Regions from separate parts of the Homo sapiens genome. Here region 2 is linked to region 1. Evidence: chromatin loops called from intact Hi-C (ENCODE). Cell type or tissue: IMR-90. All regions are shown on one strand. Each heading gives the region's core, and the rest is flanking DNA. Links, peaks and the distances in the headings are about the cores only. Region 1 overlaps RHEB (Ras homolog, mTORC1 binding). Region 2 overlaps PRKAG2 (protein kinase AMP-activated non-catalytic subunit gamma 2).

Region 1 (5,385 bases), core at 158-5,157:
AAAAAAAAAGTAAATGCATTATCTTTTAAAAAAAATCTTTTTTTCCTAAATCAAGTTTATTGAGGTGTAATTTACATATAATAAAGTATCCATTTTAAGTGTAGAGTTGGATGAGTTTTGACAGATTTATGCACCTATGTAACCTCTGCCTTTATCAAAATATGAAACATTCCGTCATCCCCACAAGTTCTCTCATGTCCCTCACGCCCTACCCCAGCTCCCCGGGAAGCACTGATCTGCTCTCCATCACTCTGGGTTAGTTTTTCTTACCCTAAAATTTCACATACATCGAATCATACAATATATACTCATTTTTGTATGTCAGTTAGCATAATGTTTTTGAGATTCATCCATGGTGTTGCATGTATAATTTCTTTTTATTGCAAAGTGGTATTCTGTTGAATGGATATACCTTAATTTGTTTATCTGATCACCCATTGGTGGATATTTGGGTTATCCCAGTATTTAACTATTAAGAATAAAGCTATTATGAGCATTTTGAGTAAATGTCTTCGTGGACACACAGTCATTTCTCTTTGGTAAATACCTAGGTGTGATATTGCTGAGTCACATATATGTTAAGTGTATACTTTAGGAGAAACTACCAAACTGTTTTTCCAAAACATTTTGACCATTTTATGCCTCCACTAGCAGCACATGAGAGCTTTGGTTGCTGCCTGCCCATCCTCCCTGATACTTGGTATTGGCGGCCTTTCTAACTTTCTAGCTATTCTCAGATGGTAGGTTGTGGTTTTATTTGAAATTTCCCACTAAGAATGGTGGACATCTTTTCATATACCTACTGGAAATTTGGATATCTTGGTTTGTGAAGTGTCTGTTCAAGTCTTTTGCCTAGATTATCAGATTCTTCTTACTGAATTATATATTCTGAATAAAAGTCCTTTTTCAGATGTGTATTTAATGAATATTTTCTCCTAGTGTGACTTTTTTGTTGTTCCTGTGTTTCAGAGAACAGAAGAAGTTTGTAAGTTTGATGAAACTCGGTTCACTTTTTCGTTTTTTTTTTTGTTTTGTTTATTTTGTATCGTGTCAGGAATCTGTCTACCTGAAGATCATAAAGTTGTTTTTTTTTTTGTTTTCACTTTTAAGCTCTGTTGGACTTGAGAAAGTTTTGTTTTTTGGGTTTTTTTTTTCATATTCTAGAAGTTTTGTAGTTTTAGCTTTTATGTTTAGGTCTCTGATCCATTTCTAGTTAGTTTTTATGTATGAGGTAAGGGTGAAGATTTTTTAAAAAACTTGAGGTCCCACACCTGTAAAAAGAAAGGAAAAATAACATTTAAAACTTTGAGAAAATTTCTTTTTTTTTTTTGAGGTAGCATTCAACAGGTTTTGGCAAGTCTGCAGTCATCTACATCCAGAATCAGGCTGTAGAACAATCCATCAACCCAAAAAGCGCCCTGTGCCTGTTTCTAGTTAGCCCCCTACCCCTTTGTGGTTTTTATCCTATAGTTTTGTCTTTATCAGGATGCCCAATAAATGGAACCATATATTATGCAGCTTTTTGCGTCTGGCTACTTAGCACAACACATTTGAGATTTATTCATGTGTACATATACCAGTATTTAATTCCTTTGTATTGCTTAATAGGACAGTTGACCCTTAATCAACACAGTTGGAACTGTGTGGGCCCACTTATAGGCAGGAATTTTTTTTTCCTCAACCAAATGCAAATGGAAAATACAGTATTCCTTGGATGCAAAGCCCACATGTATGGAGGGCCGACTTTTCATATATGCAGATTCTGCAGGGTGAAAAGCAGGGCTTCATCACACTCGGATTTTGCTATCCTCAAGCATCCTGGAACCAGTCCCCCTTGTATACCAAGGGATGCCTGTATCCCTTTGGGTGGATTTTTTCCCCCCACTTAAATTGCATGTTTTATTTCCCCCAATCCCAGCAATAGCACAGAAGCCCCATCATATCCAACCCAAACTGGTTTCGAGTAGGTTAAGGTTATAGGGACACTTGTCAGAACGTTGATACAAAGGGCTCCCAAACGCTGGGCACAAATGTGTCAGCAAACAGATGGAAGTAAACAGTGCACTGGCCCAAATGCTTCATGAGTCAGTTTGATTTTGCAATGCAGTTTGCATCCTTGAAACTGCCAGTCTGGAGGGAGACAGGGTAGCTTGAGGGAGTGAAGTTGAAATTGCCTCCTATTAGCTCACCCTTTCAACATTAAACAGACCAAGAGAGAAATGGTTCCAACATTTCACCACATCTATTTCTTATGCAGTCTAAGCTGGGAATGCCATGTAAATGGATCACTGCGAAATGCAGCAATTTAATTTTTCTCCAATCAAAATAAGAAAAAAACCAGTATGATCTCACTTCTATTAACTTTTGAAGGTTTACAGCAGTTAAAATATTTTTACTTCTGTATATGAAGGCTTAAAAAAATTTTTTTTTTTTTCATAAAATACAAGAGCAACGAATTTCACCATCGAGTAAAAGTAAAAACTGGGATTCTTGTTTAAATTAGTCCAAAGTGGCATTTAGGAACTTAGTTGTAGGCTGCTGCGCTGACACCATGACAAAACAAAGTGTGGGGTTGGGTCTGGTTTTGTTTCAGTTATCTTTTCAATAACCAGTACTCATGGATAAAGTTCTGGAAGTGTTTCAGTTGTAAGGCAGGGATCTGTTAGAATTCCACCATGGGTATGCTTCTTGGGTTGGATGCTGGAGGGTGAGGCACGTTTTGCCAGACTCATGTCTAGTCATCAAGGTCAAAAAATTCATTGTCTCCTCCTTGGTATTCCATTCCCTGGAAATCTACTCGGTACTGCAGGATACCTCCAATTCCACCAAATCCTTTCACAAACCGAGACCCGTCTTGCATTTTATCTGTGATCATTTCCAACATAGCTCCAAATTTTTTATAGTTGTTAGCAAACCATTCCAACAGGGGCATGCTCTCGATAAGCTCATGTTCCTGTCCGGTCTCTTTGTCTGTGAAATGAGATTTATCCTTTTCTTGCTTTGGAGTTAGAGAATTTTCTCCTTTTCTGTGCCTTGGCAATAAAGAACATATCTCATTATATCCAGATTTTCATAGACCATTAGAATTTCTACAGCTCCCTTTTCCAAAGTCTTTAGTGTATCTTCAACGCCAAAACAGTACTTTCGCGTGTCCTGGGTGATTTCATCAAAGTATCGTTCTATTGATTTCTTTTCTTGAATGAATTTCACTTCGGAGAGGACTTCAGTAGATAACTCAGTAGCTTGATTGAATCCATTTTCACCACCATAGGATATATCAACTAATTTTAAAACTTTCGATTGTAACCTCTGATCAAACATATCAGATTGACTTAGTTCAAAGTCAGCAGATCCAGCTAAAACTAGACCAGCCACATTCACTTTGTCCCCAGAAATAGCTGCACAGCAGTCTCTGCTACTTTCTGAACATAGTTATGTCGCTTTTCCATTTTTAAACGGGCAAAACGCCTCTACTGTGTTTCTTTGGGAGATCCACAGTGAATTTGTGCAGGACTTCTCTTGTGTTTCCTTGGAGTGTGCCAAAAAGTGCACCACTACCATCTATTACAATGAATCCAAACTTGCTGTCATCTGAAAGTAGTGCTGTAAGAGCCCCTTTATGGAATTTGTTGTCACACAATACAATGACGTATTAATTGGTTTGAAAGATTCAAAGTCAACGTTGACTTTCTTTTCCTTTCCTTCTTCTGTTACAGTTGTTCCACAGTAAACAACCAGACCATCTGGAGGTACTTTGTTATAAAGTTTGAGCCTTTGTTGTATAGATGTAATGGCTCCCAGGACTGGATGGCGGTTTACTCCTGCCTTAATGTTAGATGCAGTTCCAAACTCATCTGATAACATTTTTGCCACTGGTGAAATCTGGTCTTTGGGAGGAATGATCAGTGATATCATGCTAGTGCCATTGCTGCAGGCTGCCTCCAAGCTCCTTTTTTTTTTTTTTTTTTTGAGACAGCTCTGTCGCCCAGGCTGGAGTACAGTGGCGTGATCTTGCCTCACTGCCACATAAGCCTCCCGGGTTCACAAGATTCTTCTGCCTCAGCCTCCCAAGTAGCTGGGACTACAGGCATGTGCCACCACACCCAGCTAATTTTTGTATTTTTAGTAGAGACAGGGTTTCACCATATTGGCCAGGCAGGTCTTGAACTCCTGACCTCAGGTGATCTGCCCGCCTCGGCCTCAAAGTGCTGGGATTACAGGCGTGAGCCACGGCGCCCAGCCCGCCTCCAAGCTCTTAATGAGCTTCTTGATCTTCCAGAACTCCACGTTCCTGTCCACAGCACTGGGGTCGTCCACCATCTTCTTGCCTCCTCTTCCCTAAGGGCCCAGTTCTGGGCAGCAGCGGCTGGTAGGACACCGGCTCTTTCTGACCAGGCAACTGCATGTGTTGCAGTGCGCTCACATGGGGCCCGTGATGTCACTTCCTCCGCCAGGGGCGGAGCACAAGGCTGCGGGATGGGTTTAACATAATTTAGGACATTTGGTTTGTTTCCACTTTGGGGCAATTATGAGTAAAACCAGTATAAACATGCAAATACAGGTTTTTGTGTTGACCATAAATTTTCGTTTGTCTTCCATAAATACTTAGGAATGAGATTGCTGGGTCATATGGTAAGTGTAGGTTAAGCTTTTCAGAAGCTGCTGAACTTGCCAAATTGACTGCACCATTTTGCATTCCCACAGGCAATGGGTGAGTGTATAGGTTGCTCCACGTCCTAGCAAGCACTGGGATGGCCAATATTTTTTATTTTAGCCATTTTAATTAGGTGTGTAGCATCTCATTGTAATTTTTAATTTACATTTCCCTAATGGATAATGATGTTAAAAGCATCTTTAATGTGCTTTGCCATTTGAATATTTTCTTTGTTAAAGTGTTCAGATCTTTTGCTCACTTTCTTAATTGGATTGTTTCTTGTTGTTGAGTTATGAGAGTGAAACATATTCTGGATATGGGTCCTTTGCACATATTTTCTCCCAGTCTGTGGCCTGTCTTTTCATTCCCTTAACAAGGCTCTTAGTACAGTTTTTAATTTTGATGAAGTCCAAGATGTTATTTTTTTCTTTTATGGATTGTACTTTGGATTTTATACCTCAGAATCTTCACCCAACTCCAGGTTGCAAAGATTTTTTTCCAATGCTTCTTCTAGAAGTTTGATAGTTTTTACATTTAGGTCTATGATTTTTTTGATTTTGGAGACAGCGTCTTGTTCCGTCACCCAGGCTGGTATGCAGTGGCAGAATCACAGCTTGCTGCAGCCTCAACCTCCCAGGCTCAAATGATCCTTCCACCTCATCCTCCCCAGTAGCTGGTACCACAAGAGCACACCACCACACCTGGCTCATTTTTTGATTTTCTATAGAGAT
Region 2 (5,385 bases), core at 197-5,196, 120 kb before region 1:
TTTTGTATTTTTGTAGAGACGGGGTTTTACCATGTTGGCCAGGCTGGTCTCAAACTCCTGACCTCGTGATCTGCCTGCCTCAGCCTCCCAAAGTGCTGGGATTACAGGCGTGAGCCACCGTGCCCAGCCTTCCTTATGAGACTCTAACTCATGCCAAATGATCTGAGGTGGAACAATTTCATGCTGAAACCATCCCCCTGCTCCCCCATCCATGGAAAAATTGTCTTCCATGAAACTGGTCCCTCCCAAAAAGGTTGGGGACCACTGCATTAGAGGGCCTGGGATGTAGTATGGGGACCGCTGCATTAGAGGGCCTGGGATGTAGTACAGTCTCCATCAGCAGTAACTGCGATGATGACTAGGAAGACAAGAAGAAACCGAGCAAAAATTTAAAGTGATTCCAGCGATTCTGTTCTTCTGCACTGTCAGACTTTGCCCCATGTGGACACAGGTATGTATGCCACATATAGTTGGCAGCTTTTGCGATTGGATGTTTGTGCTTATCCCTGTTCCTGAGAAATGCTCTCAGGAAAGATGGTGTGTCACCATTTTACAAATGAAGAAATTCAGGCTCAAGGGTATCAATTTGTTCAAGCTCACAAGAAAGGCAGTAACAATTCTGACCTAGGGTTGGTCTAGATGCTTCTGTCTTCTCCATTGCCTCCCATTTGAACTGGGAGTACCTTGAGTAGTCCCCATTGGTGAACACTGGCTTGCTACCTGACATCTTCTATTGGTGACTTATTGTAATGGCTCTGCCAATGGTTTTTTTGTGTTTTGATTTGCAGTAGTAATTCTTGTCAGTGCTGTCACACAGTGTAAAAACAATGGCACGCCATAGTAGAAACTGTCAGAGGACGCACAACAGAAAGATCCATTATATTGCAAAACCCCAAAGAGGTGCACACATTTATGGACGTATGTGTAATCTCTGCGAAACTCCAGTGTTTCATTGTGAGTTAGGATAGCCTTTTGTCAGAGTCTCAAACTTCAGGACACTTGCGGGGACTTGGATGAAGTGCCCATCTTGAATTCATCAGAATGAATTCACCAAATTGCTCTGCCACTCTTGTGACTCAGCGGTTTGCTGAATATATTCACTTACCTCTCTTCCCTCCTAAAGTCTACTGAAATGACATAGATCAGTGAAATCAACTACAAAGGTAGTCATGCTTAATAAAAACAAAAACTTAGTTCTTGGATAAGTCAGTAAAGTGGATAAACCTTTGTCAAGTCTGTTCAGGAAAAAATGGGAGAAAATGCAAAGCTTTAGAAAGAAGAGAAGCTTCTTAACTATAAATGCAGAGATCTTTAAAAGTAACGTTGATCAAAGCACACCGGCCGGGCATGGTGGTTCACGCCTGTAATCCCAGCACTTCGGGAGACTGAAGTGGGAGGATCCCTTGAGCCCAGCAGTTCAAGACCAGCCTGGGCACCATGGCGAAACCCCATCTCAACAAAAAAAATACAAAAACTATCCGGGTGTGGTGGTGCACGCCTGTGGTCCCAACTACTTGGGAGGCTGAGATAGGAGGATTGCTTGAGCCTGGGAGGTGGAGGTGGCAGAGAGCCAGGATCACACCACTGCACTCCAGCCTGGGCAACAGAGATGGTACACTTTAAATTGGCGAACCTGTGAATGTGAATTATATCTCAAACTATTTTTGTTGGTTTTTTGTTTTGTTTTGTTTTGTTTTGTGACAGGGTCTCACTCTGTCACCCAGGTTGGTCTGCAACTCCTAGGCTCAAGCCATCCTTCCACATCAGCCTCCCGAAGTGCTGAGATTACAGGCGTGAGCTATTGCACCCAGCCCCAACAAAGCTATTTTTTAAATAAGATAATGAAAGGTCTTATTCCTCTTCTGCTACAGAAGAGCATACCATTCTATTCAGCCTGTTTATGGATGAATTCTGTAAAACTTTTCAGGAACAGTTAATGCCTTATTTAAATTATTTTAGAACATAGGAAAATATGGAGCACTTCCCAGCTCCTTCCGTAAGGCTAGCTTGATCTTGAAATCAAAGCCAGAGGAAGATAGCACACAAAGAAGAAAACAAGCGATCAGTCTTACATTTAAAATGTGGCCAAAGCTCCTAAACAAACACTAGCTATGCAGGATTAAAAGCCGAATATATTGTGGTCAAGTAAGGTTTATCTTAGAAATGCAAGTATTCTTCTGTTGATTAAGAAATCTAGGCTGGGCAAGGTAGCTCTTGCCGGTAATCCCAGGCCTTTGGGAGGCCAAGGTGGGCGGCTCAGGTAATCCCAGCCCTTTGGGAAGTCAAGATGGGTGGATCGGGTAATCCCAGGCCTTTGGGAAGCCAAGGTGGGTGAATCACTTGAGCCCAGGAGTTCGAGACCAACCTGGGCAACATGACAAAACCCCATCTTTAATTTTTTTAATTAAAAAAAAATTTTTTTAATCTATTAAGGAGCTGGATGTGGTGGCTAACACCTGTAATCCCAACACTTTGGGAGGCCAAGGTGGAAGGATCACTTGAAGCCAGGAGTTCAAGACCAGCCTGGACAACATAGCGAGACTCCCATCTCTACAAACAATAAAAAAAATTAGCCAGGTATGGTAGCGGATGCCTGTAGTCCCAGCCACTCAGGAGGCTGAGACAGGAGGATTGCTTGAGCCTGGCCATTTGAGGTTGCAGTGAGCAGTGATCATGCCACTGCACTCTAGCCTGGGCAACAGAGTGAGACCTTATCTCAAAAAAAAAACAAAACAAAAAAACAAAGCCATCTATTGAGAAATCTAGTCCCAGCTTCTTGGGAGGCCATGGTAGGAGGATCTCTTGAGCCCAGGAGTTTGAGGCCAGTCTGGGCAACATAATGTGATCCTATCTCTAAAGAAAGAAAGAAAGAATGAGAGAGAGAAAGAAAAAGAAGAAATTGCCTAAGGAATTAATGTTGTTGATAAAGGAGAGAAACTGGTAGTCATCTCAGTAGATACTGAAATAGCAATTAATAAAATTCAACATATGTTCCTTTTTAAAAATCGTTAATAAACCAGGGATATGAGGAAACTTCTTTAAGTAGCTAAAAGTATACCTCATGACAGCCAGCGGGGGCAGCAGCTGTATAATTCCTGGTGCAGGTTGAGTCTCCCAAATGCGTGGAACTGGAAATGTTTAGGTTTTCTGATTTATTTATTTATTTTTATTTTTATTTTTATTTTTTATTTTTGAGACGGAGTCTCGCTCTGTCACCCAGGCTAGAGTACAGTGGCGCGATCTCGGCTCACTGCAACCTCTGCCTCCTGGATTCAAGTGATTCTCCTGCCTCAGCCTCCCGAGTAGCTGGGATTACAGGCATGCGCCACCATGCCCAGCTAATTTTTGTATTTTTAGTAGAGATGGGGTTTCGCCATGTTGGCCAGGCTGGTCTTGAACTCCTGACCTCAGGTGATCCTCCCACCTCGGCCCCTCCAAAGTGCTAGGATTTCACAGGCATGAGCCACCGCGTCTAGCCGGTTTTCTGATTTTTTTCAGATTTTGGAATATTTGCATATACATAATGAGATATCTTGGGGATGAGGACTCAATTTTAAACACGAAATTCATGTTTCATATATACCTTATATACATAGTCTGAAGTTATTTTATACAATTTTTTAATAACTTTGTGCATGAAACAAAGTTTGTACAGATTGAACCATCAGAAAGCAAAGGTGCCACTGTCTCAGCCACCCTTGTGGACAGTCTGGCATCACCATCGTTCCTGACTCTGTATTTCTATGCTACTGATAAATACAGTGAAAAACCGATGTGTTCAGGGTAACTTATGGCATTGTGTTGGCACTCGGAAAGTTTTGCATTTTGGAGCATTTGGGATTTTACGTTTTTGGATTATGGATGCTCCACTGTACCTGCCAAGGTGGGTCTCACTCTTCTGGCCTGGCTGGTGCTTGCTGCTTCATCCCTGTGAGCTCTCCTTGGCCATCACCGTTCTCCAGCTTCATCACTGGGTTTTCTTCCCTGAGAAAGGAATCATTGGCTGTGGTAGATGCTTTAATTATGTATTAATAGTTCCTAGAATTCTATGCAAAACCATTTTAAAATTCTGACAGGAGCCACATACAATTTCAAGGTCATTGCTTTGTCCGTGACTTTCCTTAGGCATCGATTGCAACTCACTTTGAACTAATTGGGCAAACTCTGCCTTGATCCTGCCTGTGCTTTTTCTTCTTTCCTAATAACTCTTTTACTGCCCCCTTATTTAGAAGAGTGTGTGCATTTTCTCGCCCGTGTACACATTTGCCCCCACACACAAAACCAAATGCAAAAAGCATGGAAAGGGGAAAAAAAGTAACAGACTTCATTTATTCTGCCACCTTATAATTGTAAATCCTGTAAAATTATGTTTAAGATTTGCCTTTGTTTCTGTTCATGTTTCTAGGCACTTTAGAAAAACTTAGGGGTTTTTATTTTATTTTATTTTTTGAGACGGAATCTCTCTCTGTCGTCCAGGCTAGAGTGCAATGGTGCGATCTCAGCTCACTGCAAACCCCGCCTCCTAGGTTCAAGCAATTCTCCTGCCTCAGCCTCCCAAGTAGCTGGGATTACAGGTGCCCACCACCATGCCTGGCTGATTTTTGTATTTTTAGTAGAGACGGGGTTTCACCATGTTGACCAGGCTGGTTTCAAACTCCCGACCTCAAATGACCCACCTGCTTCGGCCTCCCAAAGTGCTGGGATTACAGGCATGAGCCACCACCACACCCGGCCTATTTTATTTTATTTTATTTTATTTTGAGACGGAGTCTTGCTCTTATTGCCCAGGCTAGAGTGCAGTGGCATGATCTCGGCTGACTGCAGCCTCCGCCTCCTCGGTTCAAGCGATTCTCCTGCCTCAGGCTCCTGAGTAGCTGGGATTACAGGCACCCACCACCATGCCCGGCTAATTTTTGTACTTTTAGTAGAGATGGGGTTTCGCCATGTTGGCCAGGCTGATCTCGAACTCCTGACCTCAAGTGATCTGCCTGCCTCGGCCTCCCAAAGTGTTGGAATTACAGGCATGAGCCACCACGCCCGACCTTATTTTTTTAAATAGAGATGAGGTTTTACTGTGTTGCCTAGGCTGGTCTTGAACTCCTGAGCTCAAGCGATTCTCCCATCTTTGCCTCTCAAAGTACTAGGATTACAGCCATGAGCCACCGCACCCAGCCAACTTATGAGTTTAATTTTTTCTCTTCCATATACTTTTGACTGTCACATTCCTCTTCTTTGCTTATTTCTTACTCAGATATTTTTTAACAGTTTTCTAAAAAGAGAAAACACTATATAAATATAGTAAACTTGTATTTCTAAATGCAGAATAAAGTATAAAAGATACATTTTAACACTGATAATTTTTTGTGGAATTATAATGAAATTCAG

What was found. Peaks named below come from ENCODE experiments on the same cell type or tissue, not always from the same donor. Only the 100,000 strongest peaks of a DNase experiment are listed, where the experiment ranks them.
Region 2: a loop joins it to region 1, with 2.6 times the contacts of the local background. A loop is called at or near these places in 22 of 110 quality-filtered maps.

The regions. Positions count from the first base shown.
Region 1 is chr7:151,500,813-151,506,197 of GRCh38, reverse strand. The region is part of intron 1 of RHEB (Ras homolog, mTORC1 binding); the gene reads left to right. It also overlaps the pseudogene ETF1P2. Among named protein-coding and RNA genes, the nearest start is that of RHEB, 16 kb to the left of the region's middle. In IMR-90, for the core only: no CTCF peak of the experiment used is centred there; a DNase peak (open chromatin) is centred at 2,147; H3K27ac peaks cover 526 bases.
Region 2 is chr7:151,617,829-151,623,213 of GRCh38, reverse strand. The region is part of intron 5 of PRKAG2 (protein kinase AMP-activated non-catalytic subunit gamma 2); the gene reads left to right. Among named protein-coding and RNA genes, the nearest start is that of RHEB, 100 kb to the right of the region's middle. In IMR-90, for the core only: a CTCF peak has its summit at 3,063; no DNase peak of the experiment used is centred there.